Linked DNA regions of Homo sapiens: regions 1 and 2 are each linked to region 3. Evidence: chromatin loops called from intact Hi-C (ENCODE). Cell type or tissue: heart right ventricle. All regions are shown on one strand.

Region 1 (8,000 bases), 150 kb after region 3:
ATCAAGAATAGTTAAATTCATGGAGACAGAAAGTGGAATGGTAGTTACCAGGGGCTGGGAGGAAGAGGGAATGGGAAGTTGTTGTTTAAATGTGCATAGAGTATCAGTTTGGGAAGATGAAAAAGTTCCGGAAGTGGACTGTGGTTTCAGTTGCCCAACAATGTAAATGTACTTAATGTCACTGAACTGTATATTTAAAAATGGTTAACATGGTAAATTTTATGTATATGTTACCACATTTTAAAAAAATACAGGAAATCCTGTAGCACTGAGACTTCTTAAAATACTGAAATTCTAGGAATGAATGAGTAAACAAAAGTTTTGGTTTAAGAATAGCATATCCAATCGTTGGTGCTAAACAAACTTGTCAACATGTCTGTTTCCATTCATTTAATTTATATATTTCAGAATCATCCTGCACATGGGCTATAATGAAGGCCACTAGAGTAAAGCTCTCTTATTAGGCTATATCATTTTACAGAATACAGAGAAACCAAGGCTAAAAAAATAAGTGCAGTTTTTTTGATGGCTTTCTTTCATATTTATGAAAATATGAGGCTGTTTATAACTCAGAAACTCAAGACAGATTTTCAAAACAGTATTGGCAAGGTTAACGAGATTAAAGTTTTGGAAATGGATTTGAATGAATTAATTGATGACACAGAGTGAGAAATCTGATATATATAAATTGAGAAAATAAAAATTTATCGCTATTACCCATAATATCACTAAAGGCAAAAAAAAAAAAAAGTGAACTAAGAATCATTTTTGCAAATGGGCCATGCTCTTTCTTCTCCAGACCAGTGATAACTGAATAATTCCTCCTCTCACACACCCTTCTTTTTCCCGCCAATAAGCCATCAGGCATTTTCCCACTTTCCTCTAGGATTGTTTATCATTATTACTCATTTGGAAATAAAGTTCAGAGTTCCTGCCCCAGCCAGAAAACGTTAGACTGAATCAGATGGTGATTGCCAGTACTCCCGAAAAAAAAAACAAAAAAAAAAAACCTGTCATTCTCATGGAGGGATGAATACTACTGATTCTTTAAAATGATTTAAATAATCAATTAATGTTCAATTAAGTATTCAATAAATCATCTACTCAGTCAAAGCCTCTCCTTATTTAATCAATAAGATCGTGAACAATCCTTTTATTTTCATTCATTTGCAATGTCCACTTTGTCAGAATTTGTATAATTAGTTTTGTTAGCATCTAAGAAAATGAGCTGATTCTCTTTGTTACTGAGTTGCCTATTTTAGTAATTTTGAATTAATGAATCTAGTTTATAGGCCATCTTTAAAATATATACGGAGGAGGCAATTATTTTACACTCTAAATTGAAAAGAATATCTCTATTTTTTTTAAAAGTAAATGGAACAGCATAATAGTTGGGAAATATTTTAAAGTATCAGTCAATAATATTATTTGAACCCAATTATGATTTTGCTAATTATGCTATATTAACTTGAACATATATTATCATATACATCTTACTATATTATACATGTATACTTACACAATATATTACTATATTAACTTGATAAATTGTTTTTAGTATGGGTTATAGGAAACAAACTCAGTTTTGAGATATACCATAAGTATAATTCTTTATATGTATCTTTATAGGTACCAAAAGGGCTCAAAACGTTTATTGAGATAAGCCCAACTTCCTTCTTCTGGCAAAAATTAACAAAGGTATATAAACACATGATACCATGTCTAGCACTCATATGCACAAAAATTTTTAACTATGATTTACTAGAATATATAGAGACATATATAAAGACATATAGAGAGACATATATAGAGACAGGCTCACTGTGCCTGTGTCTTCAGCTGTAAAATGAGAACAACAGTATCAACCTCAGAGTACTAATGAGAATTAAATGTACTTACAAACATACATTTTTAGAATTTAGCTTGGCTTAGAGTAAGCAACATACAAGGTTTATTAAGTTATTATTATTAGCATCTTTATAATCTCAGTCAATCCCCAAAACATTTTTCTGGGGTAGCTTAAAAAAAATTTTCTATATAAGAAAACCTAAGCTTTGAGAGATTAAGCATTACAATTTACCTAAAGCCACAGAGTTAATACATGGCAGAGCAGGGATTTGACTAATTCCAGGCTTTCTGACCACTTCATAGTGATCAATACTCCTCTTAAAATACAGCAAGCAGAACTGGTCACAATGCTACAAACATAGCAAAGGATTCTGAAAAGTTTGCTTTCAAAATCTAGTCTAAGAGACAGTTCAATGAACTGTGGCAAACTAACCCTTAGGTAACGGGCATTAGATAATGGTCCAGCTTCTCTCATCATGAAATTATAAAATTATTCCTAAATCTAAATTTATAGAAATTTACCTTTTCTCCTTTTAAATATTTTTAAATTAAATATTTTTAAAATTTAATGTTTACTCGTTATTCAACTCTATGCATATTTTGAAACTGATACTCAATCATCTAAGCTAGTATGTATGTCTTCCAGTTTTTGTCAACTGGAAGTTTAAATAATATGCTTTCTATATTTCTATTGAAGTTTTTAATAAATTATTAGGGAAGACTTGGTCAAGGATAGAGTTCTGGCTTTAGACATTCAAGTTCTAAATTCTTCTGCACTTTTCCTCTACTCACCACCCAGACGAAACTGTACTGGCTTCACAATAGCACTACATGCCAGCTTAGGCGATAAAGGCATCAACATGACCAGCTTTATCATGCCAGTAAAATGTTAATGGGTCCTACAGCTTATCCACTTTTAGAAAGGTGACTGAAGAGGAAAACCAACTAATAGAGATAAACCAGCAAAAAGGGGTAACCTTATAAATTAGAAGAGGAATGTTTTAACGATTATATTTTTCACCATTTATATTGGGGAGCTATGAGGGTTTTTTTCATTTATAATACTTGTTTTCTAAATTACAAAAGGAATGTATGTTTTTTGAAAACAAAATTAAGCAATATGACAATATGGAAGAATAGGCCAAGTGCAGTGGCTCATGTTTGTAATCCCAGTGTTTTGGGATGCCAAGGCCAGAGGGTCACTTGAGCGTAAGTGTTCAAGGTTACAGTGAGCTATGATCATGCCACTGCACTTCAGCCTGAGTGACAGTGACACAGCAATATCCTGTCCCTAAAATAAAATAATAAAAGAATAAAAAATTTTAAAAGGGAAAATATTTTTTCTTTTTAACGAACCTCATTGATAACCTCTGTTAATAATTTGGCATTTTTAACGTTAGTTTACTGTCTTGAAGGTTGCATCTCTATAGGTCTCCCCAAATTGTCAAATATTATTTTCTAGTTATATACCTATGTTACTGTGCTTTGCTAGAGATATATATATATATATAATGATTCTATTCTAGTTATATGTAGTATACATATATAATACTATGTGTATATATAGTATACATATATAATACTATATATATACTATGTGTATACATAGTATACATATATAATACTATGTATATATATACTATGTGTACACATAGTATACATATTATACTATGTGTACACATAGTATACATATTATACTATGTATATATATACTATGTGTATACATAGTATACATATATAATACTATGTGTAAATACTACAGCTCTTCATTAAACTGTAAAGAAATATTTATATTCAAGAAATTCATTTCTGTTAATATTTCTACCATCTCACTCTCTGTATAACCATATAAATACTATGCTACCAATATCAGTTTATATTCTAAATAGAACAGTAGCTACAATTTATTGAACATGTAATACTTTCCAGGCTGCAAGCAATTTTATTCATCCAAGCAAACCTGTAAGGTAGAATTTATTATCCACATTTTATAAATGACATTCTGTCTCAGAGAGACTAATCATTTTACCAAGACCACATGGCTAACAAGTGGCTAGAGTGGAAACCAGAACTCAACCCTGATAACAAATCCAGCATCTTAATCACTGCGCTGTATTTGAATCCCTCCATCAACAGATCCTGCTATCACTATGTTCATAATTAGGAAAAATTCAATTTCTATTGATTCCATCCTTCTTTCCATATGGAGTATGGATTAAAATAAATGCACAATAATCTAAGATATATCTCAACCTTAGCATTACTGACATTTTGAGTCAGATAATTCTTTCTTATAGGGAGTTGTCCTCTGAACTGTAGGATGTTTACCAACACTCCTGAACTTTACCTAGCAGATGTCAAACCAGTAGCACTCTTCAAGTCCTAAAAACTAAATAATATCTTCAGGCAGGGGCAAAATTTGGCCCAGTTGACAATCAATGCAATACCCTACTTAAAAACATGAAAAGTCACAGCAAGTAGAAGCAGAATAAAAGATTCAAGTTCTTGCATGTTTTATTTGCAGTTTAAAATCGTATTTTCTTCTGTGGAGATTATAATTGTAAAATTTAGTACTTTGAGAAGAATATGTAGCATCTGATATCATTATAATGCTTCTCTGATAGCTATTTATTATACAAATTAATTGTTAACTACATTAGTTAAAAAATTCCAGGTGCAACTCTTCAGATTAATAGTCCATTTCATCACAATGTTAACTACAGCAAAACTTCTTTTCTTGCCCAAAGTGCCACAAAGAGGTTTCTTATTTATCCCAACTCATGAAAAAGTATTATATACCATCTCTAAGGCAGGGATATCCTTTTAGAAGTTCAGTGTTCTAACTACACTCTGTTCTGTTTTTATGATTTCCCTATAAGTTACAAGCATGGACTCATAAACTATAGAAAATAAAAATGAAACCTAACTTTCTGGAGAAACATGAAACAGTCTACCATTGAAGGCTAGAATACCAGTAATTAAAGTCAAAAGTAAAATCTAAATGACCAATGAAAATACTGAGTCAAATATTGCCTCTTGCAAGAATATTTCACTGATGTTAAAGAAACTCCTGGAAAGGCCCTTCCTCTACACTATATTTATTTAAATTTCTCCTTACAGGAACTTTGTACAGGAAAGTAAATGCTTGCGTGGTCCACAAATTAGGTTCATGCCCTTCTAGGTTCAAGTTTATAGAGCTGCGATTTGTAAACTTTTTCTCTCACGTCAACATACCTGATGGATGTGACACACACATCAGTAACTGTGGCTCACTACAGCATTGATTCAGGAGGTTGGGAGGTGCCCTAGAGAGAACATATCAGAATCGAAGGCAGGTTAGTGTTTGAAAAAGCCTACCATGTGATAATCACCCTTGTAGAAGACAAAGAGCCATTGTGCCTGCCATCTCAAAGGGTGCACCTAGGATGAAAAGTTCATTTCACCATTAACGGTGCCACCTTATGTTAATATTATTTCCAAAAGTACACAGAATTTAGTGCATCAAATCTCAAGCCTTCCTTTTCCAGCTTTTTTTCTGTTTTGTTTTTCTTTACTTTTTAATTGATACATCAGAGTTGTACATAGTTTGGGGTATATGTAACGTTTGGATATATGTATACAATGTGTAATAATCAAATCAGGTAACTGGATGATACATCACCTTAAACATTTATCTTTCTTTGTGTTGGAGACTGATATAGTTTGGCTGTGTCCCCACCCAAATCTTATCTTGAATTGTACCTCCCATAATTCCCATAGTTCTGGGAGGGAACTGGTGGGAGGTAACTGAATGATGGCAGCAGTTTCCCCCATTCTGTTCTTGTGGTAGTGAATAAGTCTCATGAGATCTGATGGTTTTATAAGGAGAAACTTTTTCTCTTGGCTCTCTGTCTTTGCTTGCCGCCATCTATGTAAGATGTGACTTGGTCCCCCTTGCCTTCTGCCATGATTGTGAGGCTTCCCCAGCCATGTGGAACTGTAAGTCCAATTAAACCTCTTTCTTTTGTAAATTGCTCAGTTTCAGGTATGTCTTTATAGGCAGCGTGAAAACAGACTAATAAAGGAACATTACAATTCTTCCACTCTAGCTATTTTGAAATATAAAATAAATTACTGTTAACTATAATTTCTCTGCTGTGCTATCAAATACTAGAATGTATTCCTTCCATCTAATTGTATGTTTGTATCCATTAACCAAATGTCTTCATTCCTTCCTCCCCTCTTCCCTTCCCAGCCTCTGGCAATCACCATTCTACTTTCTACCTACACAAGATCCACTTTTTAGGCTCCCACATATAAGTGAGAACTTGAAGTACTTGTCTGTGCCTGGTTTATTTTCCCTAACATAATGACCTCCAGTTCTAGCCATGTTGCTGCAAATGACAGTATTACATTCTTTTTAAGGCTGAATAGTATTCCATTGTGTTTATATACCACATGTTCTGCATCTATTCATCTGTTGATAGACACTGAAGTTAATTCTGTATCTTAGCTATTGTGAACAGTGCTACAATAAACATGGGAGCATACTGATTTCCTTTGAGTACATACTCAGCAGTAGGACTGCTGGATCACATGGGAGTTCTATTTTTAGTTTTTTGAGGAACCTCCATACTGTTTTCCATAATGTCCAGCTAGATTTTATTTATTTATTTATTTATTTATGTATTTATTTATTTATTTATTTATTTATGAGACAGGATCTCACTATGTTGCCCAGGCTGATCTTGAGCTACTGGGCTCAAACAATCCTCCCACCCCAGCCACTTCAGTATCTTGGACTAAAGGCATGTGTTACCACATCTAGTCCAGGTACATTTTAGACCTACACATTTTAGACCTACAGTGATAGTTATAAATTTGTCAAATTGTTTTAATATTTATGTAGTGTTTTTGCCTCCCAGTTTTCACTGTTCTAGCTATACATAAATCACCAGAAGTTATTTAACAAAGCAGAAACCTTAGTTATCTTCCTATTTGCATTGGGACCAAACAAAAACAGAAGGTCTAAAGTACCAAAGGCACAGGACAGATGAATGGAGTGTAGTATTAACTCATGTGAAGGTCTTCAAAGCTTTAGCTGATACAAACAAAATATACATCTATAGATTATTATGCTGACAAAAAAAAGCAAGTGCAGTCCTAGTATGTGTTAAGGGTCTCATTAACTAGACTAGTGGTTCGTAAGTAGGCATACGACAAAATTACACGTCCCCCTTCCTGCTCACCCACACGTTGATGCTCTGTAGGTTGAGGGTTGATGCTTAGGCAAGTGTATATTGTAAAAAAGGTTCACAAATTATTGTTCTACAAAAGAGGTGACAGCCACCCTTCGCTTTGTTCCAGTCATACCATATCTGTTGTACCAGATTCTGGACTCCTCAATTTCAAAAGACCATATCTAAACAGAGAGGAGGGGAAAAGGGGAGAACAAAATGGCATGGAAGGGGACTTAGTTCCCTATTATGGTAGTGATTAGGCAAAAGCTTAACAATGATCACTTGTTAGGCATTTCATAAATTGAGCTCTACCTTTAATTTCCCTCCAATCCTGTGATACAACAGCACTGATGTTTTTCAGGAAAAGTAACACATACATAAACGGAAAAAAAAAAGTCCTCCAAAAATTTACTATGATATATAAACACAAGTCTAGAAGAGTAGTGAAAGCATTGAAGATTGTACAATGTGGGAAACTTAACTATGTGAGCAAAGAATCAACAGTGGATTGCACTTCCGGACCCTTGATCCAGAGTCAACGGTCCGGAATTGTATATATATATATATGTATAATGCATGTATGTGTGTGTGTATATATATATATATATATATGAGAATATATATGTTATATATATGTATACATACACACACACGATGATGCTAGCTAGCATCATTGAATATAGCCTAATTTATACACACATATATTAACTGTACAAAAGACAAACTATAGTAAGCATCTAGAATAACCCAAGAAAAACATCAAAGTGGAACTCAACCTGATAATTTTACAAGGTTAACTTCTCTCGACAGCCTAGATTGTCTCTACTGATAAAGTAAGTTTTTAACTAGTCATATGAAAAGCACTCATCTGCTCAAGGATAAGAACCTTGCCCATGTACTTTTTAAGTGTGATCAAAGGTTACAACAGTATAT
Region 2 (8,000 bases), 76 kb after region 3:
TCCACGTTCTGTTTTTTAATTCATAGCCAACAGTAATCCTGTTAGACAAGACAAATGCTCAGCTGCCACTTTATTGTTAATGACACAAAAGAATATGGGACATTCAGCAATCATATTCTTAATAATTTTCAATGTATACTTTAATAAGCACTGACATTTTCAGCCCACGGATTCAAATCAATTTGATGGAATTTGCCAAGGGTTATAATTTTGTTGTCATATCTTTTTGCTCTTTGGGCAAGGCCTTTCCATCTAAACCCCAGGCGTTGGTTTGAATCCCTGTGGACTCAAGCATATGTTCAAGGGATTCATAGTCCATTCTTCTTGGATAATTTAGATAATCATATGAAACCAGTTCCTCTCCAATGCCAACTGTATTCTCCTGCTGTAGATTTACAGGGTGTATGATGCCACAAGATGGAATAGGCAATAATCAAGACACACTAACTATATGAAATTTTAAGTTCCCATCTTTAAGGCAGAAGTATTGAATTACTTATTTTACTCAGTTATTCGGTTTCTTTAAATGTCCGTTGACATTCTCTTATCATTTTTTATATGCCATTCACAGAAGAGTTGACAATCTCTACTTATTAAGATCATAACATCCATCAAATATATCCCGCAAAACTCAAATATCATAAAATCAAATATTATGTAGAACAACATAAATATCTGATGTCTCCTTTTTGCCACTTGGCATAGATATTACCAAGGCATTGATTTTTCCCAGTCTAAGGACATTATAGGTCAATAACTTCGTAACATTAGTATTTTGTCAATAATAGCAATGCTCTACTCCTGTTTTTCTACATGTTGCTACAATCCTCAAAATAAGAATAAAAGCAAGAACAAAATCTTTCTTTTATATCTCAAAAGAAAGGAGAGTAAATTATTTAAAATGCAATGGTTAAAGCAAAGAAATTTAGATAGAGAAAAATGCCTGATTTTAAGCTCCAGGCATAAACTTGTAGCATGAACTACATAACTTGTAGCATGAACTAAAATGCAAACTGAAGCATTTAAACAATTCTTGTGCTTATGGCTTCTCGCCCCCAGTCACTTTCCTCTGGTTTCTACTTGGGTGCTTATCTAGCTTCTGGCATTCTGCACCAAAAGTTCCAAGAATATCTGCCTCTCAGTTTCTTTCTTTCTTAGGGGTACGGCCTGTTTCTTCAGCCCATTTGAATCCCATTTTCTTTCCAGATGCACAAAACAAAACTGAAAGCATTTTCTCTGTTCATTACATACCAAGATTGTGTATGTGTGTGTGTGTGTGTATGGTGTGTCACCCAGGCTGAAGTGCACTGGCATCATCTCGGCTCACTGCAACCTCTGCCTCCGAGGTTCAATCAATCCTCCTACTTCAGCCTCTCGAGTAGCTGGGACCACAGGCATGTGCCAACATGTCTGGCTAATTTTTGTATTTTTTGGTAGAGATGGGGTTTCACCACGTTGGCCAGGCTGGTCTCAAACCCCTGACCTCAAGTGATCTGCTGGCCTCGTCCTCCCAAAGTGCTGGGATGACAGGCATGAGTCACCACCATGCCCACCCCCAAGATTCTTTTAATGAATCATATAATTAGGCGAAGGGGTTGTAAAAAGCCTCCGTATCTTTTTGTTTTTAAAACGCTTTACTAAGATTATGCCATAGAACAAACTTCACATGAAAAAGCAAGTGTGAGCTAACCGAAGGCAGTAGGCCCAGAGGCTTGGACATGCTACCGATTTTAACATGGGAGGAAAGAGAGGAGCTCAGGAATTTTAAAAGAAGGAACATACACACACACACACACACACACACACACACACACACACACTCACACACATTTTTTCCTCTCCTACATTTGGTATAAGTGATAGATGTTAAGGAAAAAGAAATATTCCCCCATCTTTAAGTGGCAGAAGTATTTGGTCACTCATTTTTGATCAACAGTGACCTAAAGAGACTACTTACAAAATTGGGCTAATCTGGCCTCTGAAGATTCAACAGTCACAGCACTGTCTCACTACCATCTCCACCAAAATAAAAAAAAAGATAAATTTATCTTCTATGTTAGGATGAATAATGGCCCCCAAAGATAGCCACATTCTAATCCCTGAACCTGTCAAAGTTATTTTATAGGGCAAAAGGGAATTTGCGGATGAGACTAAATTAAGGATTTTGAGATAGGGAGATTCCCCCGATTATCTGAATGGAGCCTAAATATAATCCCCAGTGTCCACAGAAGAAAGAAGCAGAGGAAACTTTAAGGACAGCAGCAGTCGAGGCAATGTGAAGATGGAAACAAGATGCTAAACTGCTGCCTTTGAAGATGGAGGAAGAGGCCAGGAGCCAAGGAATGCAAGGAATGAAGCTCTAGAAGGTGGAAAAGGAAAGGAAAAGAATTTTCCCCTGGAGTCTCCTGAGAAAGCAAGCCTCTGCTGAAACCTTGATCTTGGCCCAGTGAAACTGACTTCGTGCTTATGACCTTCCAGAACTGAAAGAGAATAAATGTGTGTTGTTTTAAGCCACTGAGTTTGCGGTAATTTGTTATAGATGCCAGAGAAAACTAATCCACATACATTAAAATTGAAAGATAATTTTTGTCCTAAAAATCACTTTAAAGAGAGTGAAAATTTGAGAAAAATCCTACGAGAAAACACTCACAATATATCTAGACGACAAAAGACACATATCGAAAATATGTAAAGGAATCTTATGAAATAATACGAAGACAAACCAACAATAATAAAGTGAACAAAAACAAAGGCATTTCAAGAATGACTCCTAAATATATAAAAAGAGCTTCAACATCATTATTCATCATAGACATAAAAATTAAAACCACAGTAAATTTCATTTTACACCCATCATATTTGTCGGTATATAGGACAACTAGAATTCACCCACCCTGCCGGGGAGAGTGTATATTGCTACAATCACTTTGGAGTGTACTTTGATTCTATTTAGGAAAGCTGAACAAGCACATACCATATTTAACCTAACAATTTAACTCCCAGGTATATGCCTTAGAGAAATACTTGTACATGTGCACTAAAAGCCACATATAATTTTATTCATATTGTTGATAATATTCAAAAAAGTATTGAAAACAATCCAAAAACCCATCAATACTAGAATGGATCAATGTTATAGGACCTTCGTATAATGCATTAATATATAGTGGGAAAATGAATGAACTATAATTATACATATCAACACGGTTGAATCTCAAAAACAAACCTGAATGAAAAAAATGAGTCAAAGAAGAAACACAGTATGATTCTAACGCGTTCAAAAATAGACAAAAATAAACATATATATATATAATTCTATTTTTAAGAGATCCATGCTATGGAATGATTTTCTTAAAACTCATGCTACAGGTTAACTGTATAAGGAAGAGAGAAGTATGGGATCAGGGTAGAGCACTCAGGAAACTGTAGTCACTGATAATGTTTTATTTCTTAAGCTGAATAGTAGAACACTCTGAAAGCAGTAACGGGAAAATGCATCGAGTTGGCTAGTGTTTGTTGAAGACACACTGAATTACTTTATAGGACAACCGAGTAATCCCTTCCTAGTTGTCTCTTCCAATCCAGTCTACCAGGAAACATGTTGAAAATACAGATTCCTGAGCTCCAACTCTAATCTACTGAATTAGATTCTCTGGGGCTGGTATTCAAGAATGACGTAGGTCTTGTCAACATACATTCAAATATGACTCGACAAGGGACTGTAAGTTTTAAGAGGGTAGGGAGATACATGTCTCTTTCAGTGTTAAATTTGAGGCTAATATGCACCAATGTTTGCTATTCTTTAAACTGTACCAATATTATATATACTCTTTCATGTGCATAATATTCATAATTCAAAGATTTTATCTAAAACATTCAATGACACAACTCACTAGAAGTAAGAGGAAATCAGATACCATTTCTAAGATCTATCTTACCATTTTAAATGTTCATTATCAATTGTTCAAAAAGCCATGGGTCTTATAACTTACTGCATATAAAATCACATACAATATGTATATATTGAGTATCATTTACAATATGTTAATTCAAACAGATTTAAAAGATTTACCATGATGGTGAATAAAAATTTCAATGTATTTAAAAAGGTGAATCTGAAAGTATGCATTCTTTAATATCTTTAGACATTTAATGCCTTTAGATATTTAATGCCTTTAGATAATAAGCTGTTTACTTTTCCAACATTTTGCTCTTTAATCCAAACCAAATTTTAAAATTCCCCAAAATGAGATTAAAAGTTACACATTCCAACACTGAAAAAAATTTCAGAAGAAACCCTGATATGATTTAAACTGTTCTTTATTTTTTTCTCTGTGTACAGAGTCACTAGCTACTTACTGTTTTTTTCTGAGAAATAGTTCTTAAGATGAGTTGCAGCTGTGATAATGTGGTCATTTAGATTAATAAAACCCCTGAGGGATGACTAGATTCAGAGACAGATTTAACAACTGAAGAGTGTAGGATTTTACATCCAACTAAATAGTTGCACCTTTAGGAAGAAAAACAAAGTGGTATCTCTCTTCAAGTTTCTAGAATCTCCTACTGACTGGGGTTTGCAGTGGGAGGGAAAGGAGGAGCCGATGTTGTAGGAATGTACAAAAGCTAACTCTCCATAAAATTAACTGCCAGGATGCCAACTATCAGACCGTAGAGATTTTCCACAGAAAACACCCTGAAAGAAATAAAAGGAATATGCAAGTAGTTGGCTAGAGTTTACTGAAGACAATGGGAATTGCTTTATGGAACAACTGAGTAATCCCTTCCTGGTTGTCTTTTCCTATCCAGTGTCCTAGGAAACATGTTGAAAATGCAGATTACTGAGCCCCAACTCTGATCCACTGTATCAGATACTCTAGGGTAGTATCCAAAAATGATCTAGGTCATGTCAACATACATTCAAATACAAGACTTTACAAGGAACCATAAGCCTTAAGAGGGTGGGGATGTAGCTGCCTCTTTTGGTATTAAATTCAGAGCCAAAATGCACCAGGATGACCATAGGGTGGCTTACAATCAATGTTCTTTCTGACCAATCGCGTCAATGCCACGCTGGTTAAAAAATATTCTAAATGTTACCATTTCATTTACATCCTGAGTGCCAACACAGTAGCTGGGAGGGATTACAAAAAAGTATTCAATAAATATATTTTGGGAAAAAAATCAGAAAGATAACCTTTAGAAAGGCATCATATATCAAATATTGTTTTGGTATAAAATCTAAAACCCATTACATCTTTGAAATGTGGAGTTTTAAATAAATAACACCAATTTGCCCAGAATCCAAACATCCTAGAAAATCAATTTACTTTCTTACTTTTACAGTCCTCATTCTGAGATTTAAAGTACTGGAAAACTTGAGGCAACAGAAAAAAGATGGTTTTTGAAACTATGGATTTGCTGTTCAGAAAATAATAGCAATGGCACTCTGAGATGTAAGGGGAACCCAGAGGGGAAGAGAGAGCATGATTGGACTCCGTATTTCTAGAAACTAGGATTTATGGAGCAGAAGAACAGAGGAAAAGGGATAAATTCAGGCCAGTGGTTCTTCCTTTTGCTTGGCTACATGTTAGACTCACCTGGGGAGCTCTTTAAAAAACACCAGTACCTGACCTTACCCCGGATTTAATTGATCACGGATGGGGCCTCTCAATCAATCATAGTTAAAAGCTCCAAAGATTTTAATGTGCAGAAAAGGCTGAAAACCACTTGTAGACAAATTAAAAATTTGGTTGCGCTCTACCCTAAGAGTACGTTACAAAATCGTATGGAGATTCTGAAGAGTTCAAATGCTAGGCTGGTCTCCAGAACTGTTGAATCAATCTCCAGGGTAAAACCTGGGAATGGGCATGTCAGCTCAAGCTGTAATAACAAAATATTGTAGACTGGGTGGCTTAAAACACAGAAATTTATTGTTTCGCAGTTCTGGAGACTTGAAATCCAAGATCTAGGTGGCAGCATGGATGGTGTCTAATGACGGCTTGCTCCTTGGATTACAGACAGACACCTTCTTACTGTGTCCTCACATGTGAGGACATGGAAAGAGAGTTCAAGCTCTCTGGTGTCTCTTCTTATAAACACACTAATCCCATTACGAGGGCCCACTCTCTCGACCTCATCTACACCTAACTGCCTGCCAAAGGCCCCTTCACCAAATACCATCACATAAGGGATTAGAACTTCAACATATCAATTCGGGTTGGGGGGAAAAGGACACAATGCAACCCACAGCATTGCACTGTGAAAGTTTTAGAAAGATTTTGATGCTTATTCAAGATTCGTGCATACAGATTCATAATTCCAAGATTATTATTTAAGAAGAAAAGAGATAAACCCCATCTCTACCACCTCCACTTTTACATCCTTACATTGTTCCCTAGTCCTGCCTAAAATACTTCAAGTGGAAAAGTGTTGTAAATTATAACACACTTTCCTGACCATTTGCAAATTTTTATGAGGGGTAATCCAGACTAGCTATTAAAGGATGTAAGCTTTGTAATCAGGTGGTTCTAGGTTCAAACCTCTCATTACAGTGTTCATACTTGAAACCCTGGGACACAACCCCCTTTACAACTAGATGTCCCACTCAGACATGATGAATTCTCACTTCCCTCTTTCCCACTGAACTCAGAGCCTCAGAGTCCCTCTTAATATAGTATTCCACCTCAAGTCAGAACAACATTCAAAATAAAAACTATTTTCCATTCCCACTTAAAAAACTCCTGTTTTGTGCCATCAAGTCCATCAACACAATTATTTCTTTCTTAAGACAAAGTTCTGGTATACTAAAAACAAAAATGACCCTAACAACTAAAATAATGGAGGATACTGAATGATTAGTGTTATGTAAGAGAAAACAATCCAAGTTTTGCTAACACATGTGGCAGGGATAGGAAAAAAAAACAGAAAAAAAAAAGATTAAAATATGATTTCCAGGAAGACTTGGAGATAGAAGTATTAATAAATTCAGAAAACAAGGAGATGCAATTTCCCAGAGTCATTATTGGCAGAGAATGTCATTTAGAGTTTCCTGAAAGTCCATAAAGAACAGTTCTGCCATGGGAATATCTATTTTGTCTGCCTTCATTCTGAACACTGACCTTTAACTTCAGAACTAAAGTGTTATTTACAGTTATAGCACTGTTAGGCTGTGTTAAATAATTTACTGTTTTCATTTCCTAGATAACTTACTATTTCCCTATTCCACCCACATAATATTTCCTTTCAAATGTCATCAAAAATATATGTTGTACCTAAAAATTTATTATGTTACTCTAGACAGTATGCAATGTCTTTTAAAAACATATAAAGGCACCCATGTTTATTAGAAGGGAGATTCCGGTGTTTTTAAACTGAAACAGGTCCTAAATAATTATTATCGACAACATAGGATTTGAGTTAATGTATTAAATTCAAAGTAGCCAGTTTCTATGCCAAATAAGTACACTGCAGATGTGCATATTTTAGGAAAGTAACTCTGAAGGCAATTTCAAAGACTCATTAGAGAGTGGGAGGCTAGAAAGAGAAGACCCTTTGGGACCATGACAACCATCTGAGTGGAGAATGACTAGATGGACTACGACTGCGAGCATAGGGAGGAGTTGACAGACATGAAACTGGCAGGATATTACAACATAATAAAAGTAAGGAATGAAGTTCAGAAGGCAGGCAAAAATGGATCTTGGATGTTTCACCCAAGTAACTAGAAGGGTATTCATTATTACGGTGGCTAGGAAAATTTGAAAAATATCAGTCATTCTGTGTTAAAGAATGGCTCAGAGGTATTTAAGGGTTAAATATGAACAAATATGTCTCAAAATCTGCAAAAATCATATAAAATAATAATGGTAATCATGTGATTTCTGTTCAGCATCTCTGACTCCTTATACCTGATGTTTAGTAATTCTCAAGCATACTATCACTGGGTTCTGAAATGAGAGAAGAGGCAGTGAGCTTCAAGGCTTTGGACTTCTCCTCCAGTG
Region 3 (8,000 bases):
CTGACCTTGGGGGCCAGAACCCGAGAGAAGGACTGATCCTGTCGCCTTCTTAAAGAGTTGGTGGCAGCAACTTCTGAGAACTTGACACCAGAAACATCAACAGCCTCCACACCACGTAGTTTCTGATTCCATCTTTAAAAAATCTTGTGTTGTTTTGTCGAGAAATTGCAGGCTTTTATGTTTTCAAAGAACTAAACACAATACTGAGAAGTCCAACTTTTAGCCAGAATACATAAATTCCTGAAAATGTATAGATTTGAAAAATAAAAATAAAAAAAAAAAAAGGAAGACAAACCTTTTTAGGGAACGGAGGAAACACTACCTGTTTAAGTTAAGCCCACTAAGAACAAAATCAGTGCCGATGAACGAGCCCTCCGACACGTTTTCAGCAAAACGCCTGTCGAGAAGTGCTTGGAGATCACCGGCCATTGCCGTAGCCGGGGAAGAGCTGGTTGAGGACGGTCTGCAGAGGCTGGTTCACCTGCATGGCATAGCTGCGGCCCAGGTCGTAGCGGCAGGCAGGGCAGCTGAACACCTGTGCCCGAAAGGATCTGTCCAGGCAGTCCTTGCACACGTTGTGCTGGCACACGGTCGTGATGGGCCGGAACACCAGCTCCTGACAGCAGATACACTGGAACGTCTCCTCCACTTTACTCAGGAACAACTGGAACGGGCTGCCGCTCGCCGGCCGGTCCTTGAGTGACGCCAGGACCTCATTCCACAGCTTGGCGTTGCTCTTGTCCTCTCTGATGAGGCTGCTCTGCTGGGCCGTGAGACTGTAGGGCTCCACCTTGGTTTTCTTGGATGTCCGGCGCGGGGACCCGGCCCTGCTCGGGCCACCTCCTGCCGACTTCCGCTTCCACTTGCCCTTGCCCGTCCTGGGGGACGCGAAGCCCCCCTCCTGCTGCTCCTCCTCCTCCCTCTTGCTGTTCTCCTTCTCTCGCTCTCGGTTGGCCAGGGCTTCCAGGTAGCCTTCTGGATACTGCATGGTCAGCCCCAGCTTCTTGATCCGGTCCTTCCCCTCCTTCGTCCAAGGGCCGGGCTCATCATCGTCCCTCCGCAGAAGGTAGCGCCACACGAGAAACCCGGACTTCCCCTTCTCGGGCCAGTATTTCACAACCTTGTAGATGCCATCGTAGCGGTTGCCCTCAGCGGGGGCGTACTTGCTATTCTTGCCACCCTTGACATTGCGCACCACCCTGACCGGCTTCCCCGACCGCCAGTCCTTGGCCTCGGCCCCTTCTTGGTCATTGATGGGAGCAAAGCAGTTGAGAGCCAGCGCCCTGTTGGTGTTGGTGAGTTTCTGATCACAAGACTGTTCCGCGGTCCTCTTGTTGCCGGAAAGCTCTCGACCACCACTACCCGTGTATGTGAAAAAATTCCCATGGTCCACGTCATCCTCGTAGCCCCCCGCCAGGACTAGGGAGTACGCTCCGTCGTTGCTCCGGCCATGGATGCCAGCCACGTGGGGCCGATGGACACCCGACTCGCTGACCTGGACTCGGAACCGCCACATGGTGCCCACGGGGATCCCCGGGATGGGTCCGTAGTGGTTGGACGGGATGATGGTACATTCCTTGGTGCGGCCCACACAGGCCATGCCCTTGTCCCAGTCCCGCTGTGAGGACGATGTGGCCGAGGCCATCTTCGCCTTCTTCTTGCTCTCTCTCAGCCGCTCTCCCGCCAGTACCACCTCGCTGGCATCATTCCGGCACTCAGGGCAGTACCACTCGTCCTCGCTGGGAACACTGCTGAGGGGCGGGTCCAGGCAGTAGATGTGGAAGGCCATGTCGCACTCATCGCACATGAGCTGCTTGTCGGGGTCCTGCCGGCCCCCGCACAGGTGGCAGGCGCAGACCCGCTCGGGGGTCGCGTAACTAGTTAGCATGCCAGAGTCTCGTTCGTTATCGGAATTAACCAGACAAATCGCTCCACCAACTAAGAACGGCCATGCACCACCACCCACGGAATCGAGAAAGAGCTATCAATCTGTCAATCCTGTCCGTAAATCTTTTTTTAAAGACTTTTTTTTTTTATTACAAAAGAGGACAAATTGATCTGGCTATATAAAACTTTAGAGTATTTGCACAAATGTCACATTGGTAAAATATCTGTAGTAAACTTAGGTAAAGAATAATATCTTCAAGATATCAAGGGTTCTTACAAATTTGAAAGAATCCCAACCCTAGTAAAAAACTGAGGGAAGAGTGAGAACAACTTACAAAATAAATAGATCTATGGAAAGACATTTAACTTTATTGGAAGTAAAAGAAATTCAATATAAACAATGACAAGATACTACTATTGCCTATTATATTTGCAAATTAATAATGTTGAATATTTGGAAAACAGGGAGTAAACTAAGCATATATATTGCTACTATATAACAAATATATATTTATACACATTGTATATATATATTTACACACATATAAAATATATATAATACATATATTATTAAAAATTCATACCCTTTGAACCAGTAAACTAAGATCTAAAAATCCAGTAACTATAATGTGCTACTAATTGTTTATCCAACAAAAGGGAAATTACTCAATAGATTACGGTATACAAAATGATACCATAGAGCAATTAAAATTTGGCTTCCAAGGCCTTTATAAAAAAGAACATGTGAAATGTTCACAGTATAATAGGTAAAAAACATAACAAAGTAATTTAATGAATTTTAAGCTACTCATTTTTAACAGACATAGTCAATTGTTTTAAGCCTTGGAATTATCATGATGATTTAATTGTAGTTTGGCTAGCACACAATTTTGGGTACACTGACCCAGATAATCATTATATAAAATTGAATGCTTACATAGTAGATATTTCTTTAATGCTTTAATTTTTTAATTTATGGATTTACTGGCATTATATCATCTCAAAAATATTTATTGATACTAAAGATGATTATAATATGGTTCACAAGCAATAATTAACTAATGAAATAAGTAGTATGATTTAGAAACATTAGTTGTTCACTAGAACTATCAAAAACAATTCTTGACACATTTCAAACATTGACAATACCTTACATTAAAATAGGAAGATGAGCTCATTATTTTTGGCAACTTTAAAGTGGCAATAAATTGAGCAATAGGCTTCTAGTGAAATGATTTATCAAAATCTTCTGGAAGATTTACAAAATGCTGACTATTAACACTGTTATCCTCCTTGCTAATGAGTTTAAACTAACAGGATCAAAATAAGGTGGTAAATTCTCCTATCACAACTAAAAGAGGTAAATAAATCTTACAAACACAAGTTATAATCCACAATATATTGATTTAAGAGAGAATATTTCATGATGACAGTAAGTCAAAAAGGAAACATTTTTGTAGGACCAGAATTAAAATGAGGAAAGCATGTAATTCACTGCCTTCTGCCATTAATTATCTTAACGATGACGATTTTAGTCAAAGAACAAAAACACTCAAAATGTAGACTAATTTGGGTCATCATTTACTCCAGAAGATAAGATCAATTTGGTAATTTGCAAATCAGAGCTTGTAAGATGCATTTCAAAAAATTCACTATCTAAATTTGACTTTTTCTTTTAAAGCATAAAACAGTAAAATTTGCCAAGTGTGTTATGTATCAGAGAGTTATTTCCTAGCATTATATAACAAACTGAGAAATATGCAGGGCAAAGAAATTCTTTTCCATTCTTATTTATATATTAATATCATCTTTATATTATATTTGAAAGGTATGAGCTGACCAAGAATGTGGTAGTATTTTAAAATGTACACTATGGCTACTTTTTTCAAAGTAATAAAAAATGTTACAGAAATCTACATCCTATGTGAAATATATTCAAAAAGAATGAACTCTGCATATGACAAATGAGATACTGTAATGTTCTACAGTCAATAAGAGCACCAAAGGAAGTAAACAGGATATTTCTCCTTTTGGATTTGAAGAATACAAAGTGTTTATCATTAAACTTCCATTTCTAATTAAAATAATCTGAGCCAAAATTTAGCATTTATTATTTCAGTGTATTTTCTTTTTTTTTTTTTTAATGCAAAGAAAGAGGCAATGATGGGGGTAGGGACTGCATAGTGTCAGAGCTTTATTCCTTCCCACGATTACAGCATTCTGGCCACTAGATGGGGCATGGGGTGGAGAGTGGGAGATGTAAGGATAAACTTCATATTAGCGCATGACAGCATATGAATTTTTATCCTATTTGTATAAAAAATATTTTACTGTCATAAAAACATAGTTCTCAGATAAAGGATGAAAGACTACAATAAGCAGCATATTGTCAGAATCCATTAAAAAAAACTACTCATAGTGTGATAAACTGACTTAATATTACAGATTATTTAAAATAAAATGAGGCATTTAGCTACTGGTAAGTACTCCTATTAAACAGAACCATAGGGATAAATGTTTCACAAAGACATCTCCCTAGCCCTTTCTTGATGTGTGATTACAACAAATAAAAAAAAATGGTTATTCACAATAAATAGTAAAGAAGACAGCTTGCACATTGAGGTCAATGAATTTCAGAATTAAGTGCAAAATGATGTTGATATTATTTCAAAGAGAAAGTCAAAACATCCTTTCAATTAAACAGATAAGATTAGTGTTAAGTTGCAGATGACCAAAGTAATCATTTGACATTATCATAGTAGCAGATAAAAGACGTTAATGGGCCACAGACAATGAGGAAAAGAAATAGAAACTGTGGAATTTTCCTTTTTGCAAAATAATTCATTTTGACTAAACTTTCAAGAGAAATGAATAGCAGCATGCTACTTAAGCAATTCTGGGAAAAGAGAAACTTTATTAAGATGATATGATACTCTTTTTGGAGAAGGAATGCTAATGATTTTAAGATTAGTTACATAAAGTTGCTAGAAACATAAAACAGAGAGGGAGAGATTGAGACTGGAAAAATAAATAAAAGTAAGTTTAAATATATTCTAGTTGATAAGAGTACATAACTACTTAATTCAGGGAGAAAAAAAATGTTTGTCTCTCACCATCTATAAAAAATACCCTCTGGCTAGTTTATGATTACTCCTCTGGGTAATGACATTTTAATAAGCATCTTACCAGAAGGTCTGGGGATATATAGGTCACCAAGGTTATGCCTGCAAATGGCAAATAAAATCTTTCCGTCTGATGAAGAAATTCTCTAAAAAAAATTTTTTTTAAAAGAGAATGTTTCTTCTCTTCTCAGTTCTCATTAACCAAGATAGGCACAATGAAGACCCTTAAATTTATTCCTGGCAAACAAAGTAAACTTCCTTGAAAAGAAACACAATCTGTTATAGAAAGCATTTTGAAAATCCTAACTGCTTTGACACTAAGTCATTTTGATCCTTATGGAATAAATTCTTCTCTCCGTCTTTTATTTTTAATAATAAATTTCTACATCACAGCCTTCAGCTAACAGTATGTTACACAGTACTTAGCTCCAAGGAAAACAAAACTGCTGCCAAACACAGAATTTAAAAAGTTCACAGGAGAAGCAAAGAAGAAGTCAGCATGGAAACAAAAAGGTTCTATCCAAGCAGAGATATTTTTAACAATAGCATGAGAAATAGATTGCTGAAAATATATTTCTGTAGGTAAAATATTTTGCTTTCATGTTTATATGTTTTTCTCCTGTTGTTTGTTTACGTAAAAATGAACGCCTTTTTAGGGGCTTCTCGGGAGAAAAAATTCACCACAACTATTACTAAAGGGATGAAAGCTGAAGGAGGACTGTAACTAGATGGGAAATAAAAAATTATTATTTGTGTGTACCTTAAAGAGGTGAGAAGTTTTAGATATGAAAAAAAGAGGATAACGATGGAAAGTAATAGTCACCACAGTTATCTTTGCACTACTCTCAAGAAAACTATTCTTTTACAGCAGCTGAAGATGGCTAAAACATATTTCTGAAGACATATAAAACTAATATACATATAAGGATGTAAAGGTTACCACACAGTCCACTTTCTATTTCATCATGTACTCATTAAGTAAATATGTATTGTATGCATATTATGTGCAAAGCACTGTTCTAGGCACAAACTGTATGCCATTGAACAAAACAAGATGTATCTCTGCCTCCTGGCTATTATATTTTAGTGAAGGAAGAAGATAAACACAGAAACATAGTATACCAGGTGATGATAAAGCTATAAAGAAGCTTAGAATAGAATAAACGAAGGGAGAACAAGTGGGGGTAATGGATGGTAGGGGCTGGAAGCAGAGGTAAGTTTATATAAGTACAGTAGATCGAAAAAGTCCTTTCTGAAAAAAGTGACATTTTATCAGATAATTGTATAAAGAGCCAGACACACAAACCTGGGGGAAATGCATGCCAGACAGAGGAAATAGAAGATGTAAAGGCTCTGAGGCGGGAGCAGGAATGGTACCTTAGGAGCAGCAAAGCATCTCTATGTTAAATTTAAAAAGGGATTGGATCTTTGTGATCATAGCTATATATTTGGTATTTACTATTTTCCTTTAGTATAAAATTGGTCTACAAGTTAATTATTAGCTTCATTAATTCAAAATTACAAGAAAAAATTATCTAGGGAAATACTAATACACCAGGGATTCTTCTGTCCCCAAACTCTTACTTAATTCCATTCAATACAACAAGAATTTATAGAATATGCACCACATGCCACAAAGACACCCTTATATTAGTCATACTAAATAGTACAATTTTATTGTCCCTTTACATATGGGTTTTGTTTTTCAAGAGTCACAAAATGCATGAGAGCAGGGGTTGCCTTTTAGAACCACATTTACTCTGACGAGCACACGGTTTTTGATTTGATAAGAAACTAAAAGCACTTCTTTAACCTGGGCATGTTTGATTGGATTCTTTCCTTGGCATACTCTTTTTCCTTAATTTCTATGCTACCTATATTTGCTCTCTGCAGCATTCCATGTGAGAAGATGAGCCTGAACTGTATGTCTCCCCTGACTGCAGGCTCTAGCAGAGGTCAGTGCTCTGGATTGGGAAGATCTCTGATAGTTTAGGCCAGTCTCAGCACCTGTCTAGTCATTTTGGGAAATTGTTCTTTTTTTTTTTTGGTGGTCCTTTCCTGGGTCTCTTCTTATTAACGGAGTAAGAATGTCAAAATTACCTTGCACTCTTCAGAAAAGTAAGAGTGGAAGTCTGCATTTGGTCCGGGGCTTAGGCCAAAGAAGCTAACAGAATTCCTGGGGTTGCCATATACTGTTTATCAGCCCTCCAGTCGTCAATACTGGGATTTGGGATCTAGAAAGACCTAATACAGGTGGTGCTGAAAAAGACTTACCCACCTGCATAATTTTTTTTAAATCTCTGCTGGCAGGAACCGCCTGCATATCATAATTTACAAACTAGAAGACCACATCAGCCTCGTGTGGGTAAAACAGATGTGACTAGCAGCCACAGTCTCATAAACACAATACCTCTATTACAGCTACTTCATCACATCTCCCCGCTCCTCAAATCAATCCCACTCTACAATGTATTAGCAAGTGATGTTGATTTCACTGACGATTTCATGGGGAGACAAGAGGACATCATTACATTATACAAAATACAGCAAAAAGCCATATAAATATCCATTCGATATCTCTCCACAAAACTTTTTTGTTTTTTCAGGTTTTTTTGTTTTGTTTTGTTTTGTTTTTTTTTTTTTGGCAGCCACTACCTCTTGCCCTTTACTCTTGGGGTAGGGCAAGAGGACTGTGTCTTTTTCAGCATACTGGCCCCAGCTTTTCCTCCAGGATCTTTCTCAGAATCTAAATCTCTTACTGTTCCCCAAACAATTTAGCTTTCTCCTGTATTCCTCGTAAACCTTCAGACAAATTAGCAGGAACAAAGAGATTCCTTAGAATTCTTAAAATTGACCCTCCTTTAAAAAATCACTGAGAGCCTGATATATAGCATTGTGACTGAATTTAACGGATATTTTTCCTTTCACAGTTGGTGATAACTAGCTAAATTCCATCCACTTGATTGATACTAAATCCCTGATTCTGATTCT

The links. A loop is a pair of places that touch in the nucleus more often than their neighbours do. Peaks named below come from ENCODE experiments on the same cell type or tissue, not always from the same donor. Only the 100,000 strongest peaks of a DNase experiment are listed, where the experiment ranks them.
Region 1: it touches region 3 in a loop (1.8-fold over the local background); 3 of 110 quality-filtered maps call a loop at or near these places.
Region 2: it touches region 3 in a loop (2.5-fold over the local background); 19 of 110 quality-filtered maps call a loop at or near these places.

Annotation. Positions count from the first base shown.
Region 1 is chr12:20,391,048-20,399,047 of GRCh38, reverse strand. The region is part of intron 1 of PDE3A (phosphodiesterase 3A); the gene reads right to left. Among named protein-coding and RNA genes, the nearest start is that of PDE3A-AS1, 25 kb to the right of the region's middle. In heart right ventricle, no CTCF peak of the experiment used is centred here; a DNase peak (open chromatin) is centred at 3,065; H3K4me3 peaks cover 154 bases; H3K27ac peaks cover 7,676 bases.
Region 2 is chr12:20,468,999-20,476,998 of GRCh38, reverse strand. All of the region lies in intron 1 of PDE3A (phosphodiesterase 3A), which reads right to left. Among named protein-coding and RNA genes, the nearest start is that of PDE3A-AS1, 100 kb to the right of the region's middle. In heart right ventricle, no CTCF peak of the experiment used is centred here; no DNase peak of the experiment used is centred here; H3K4me3 peaks cover 528 bases; H3K27ac peaks cover 6,755 bases.
Region 3 is chr12:20,545,430-20,553,429 of GRCh38, reverse strand. All of the region lies in intron 1 of PDE3A (phosphodiesterase 3A), which reads right to left. It also overlaps the pseudogene LOC728688. Among named protein-coding and RNA genes, the nearest start is that of SLCO1C1, 150 kb to the left of the region's middle. RefSeq lists a silencer at 1,801-2,095. In heart right ventricle, a CTCF peak has its summit at 4,122 (motif pointing right); a DNase peak (open chromatin) is centred at 1,483; H3K27ac peaks cover 2,876 bases.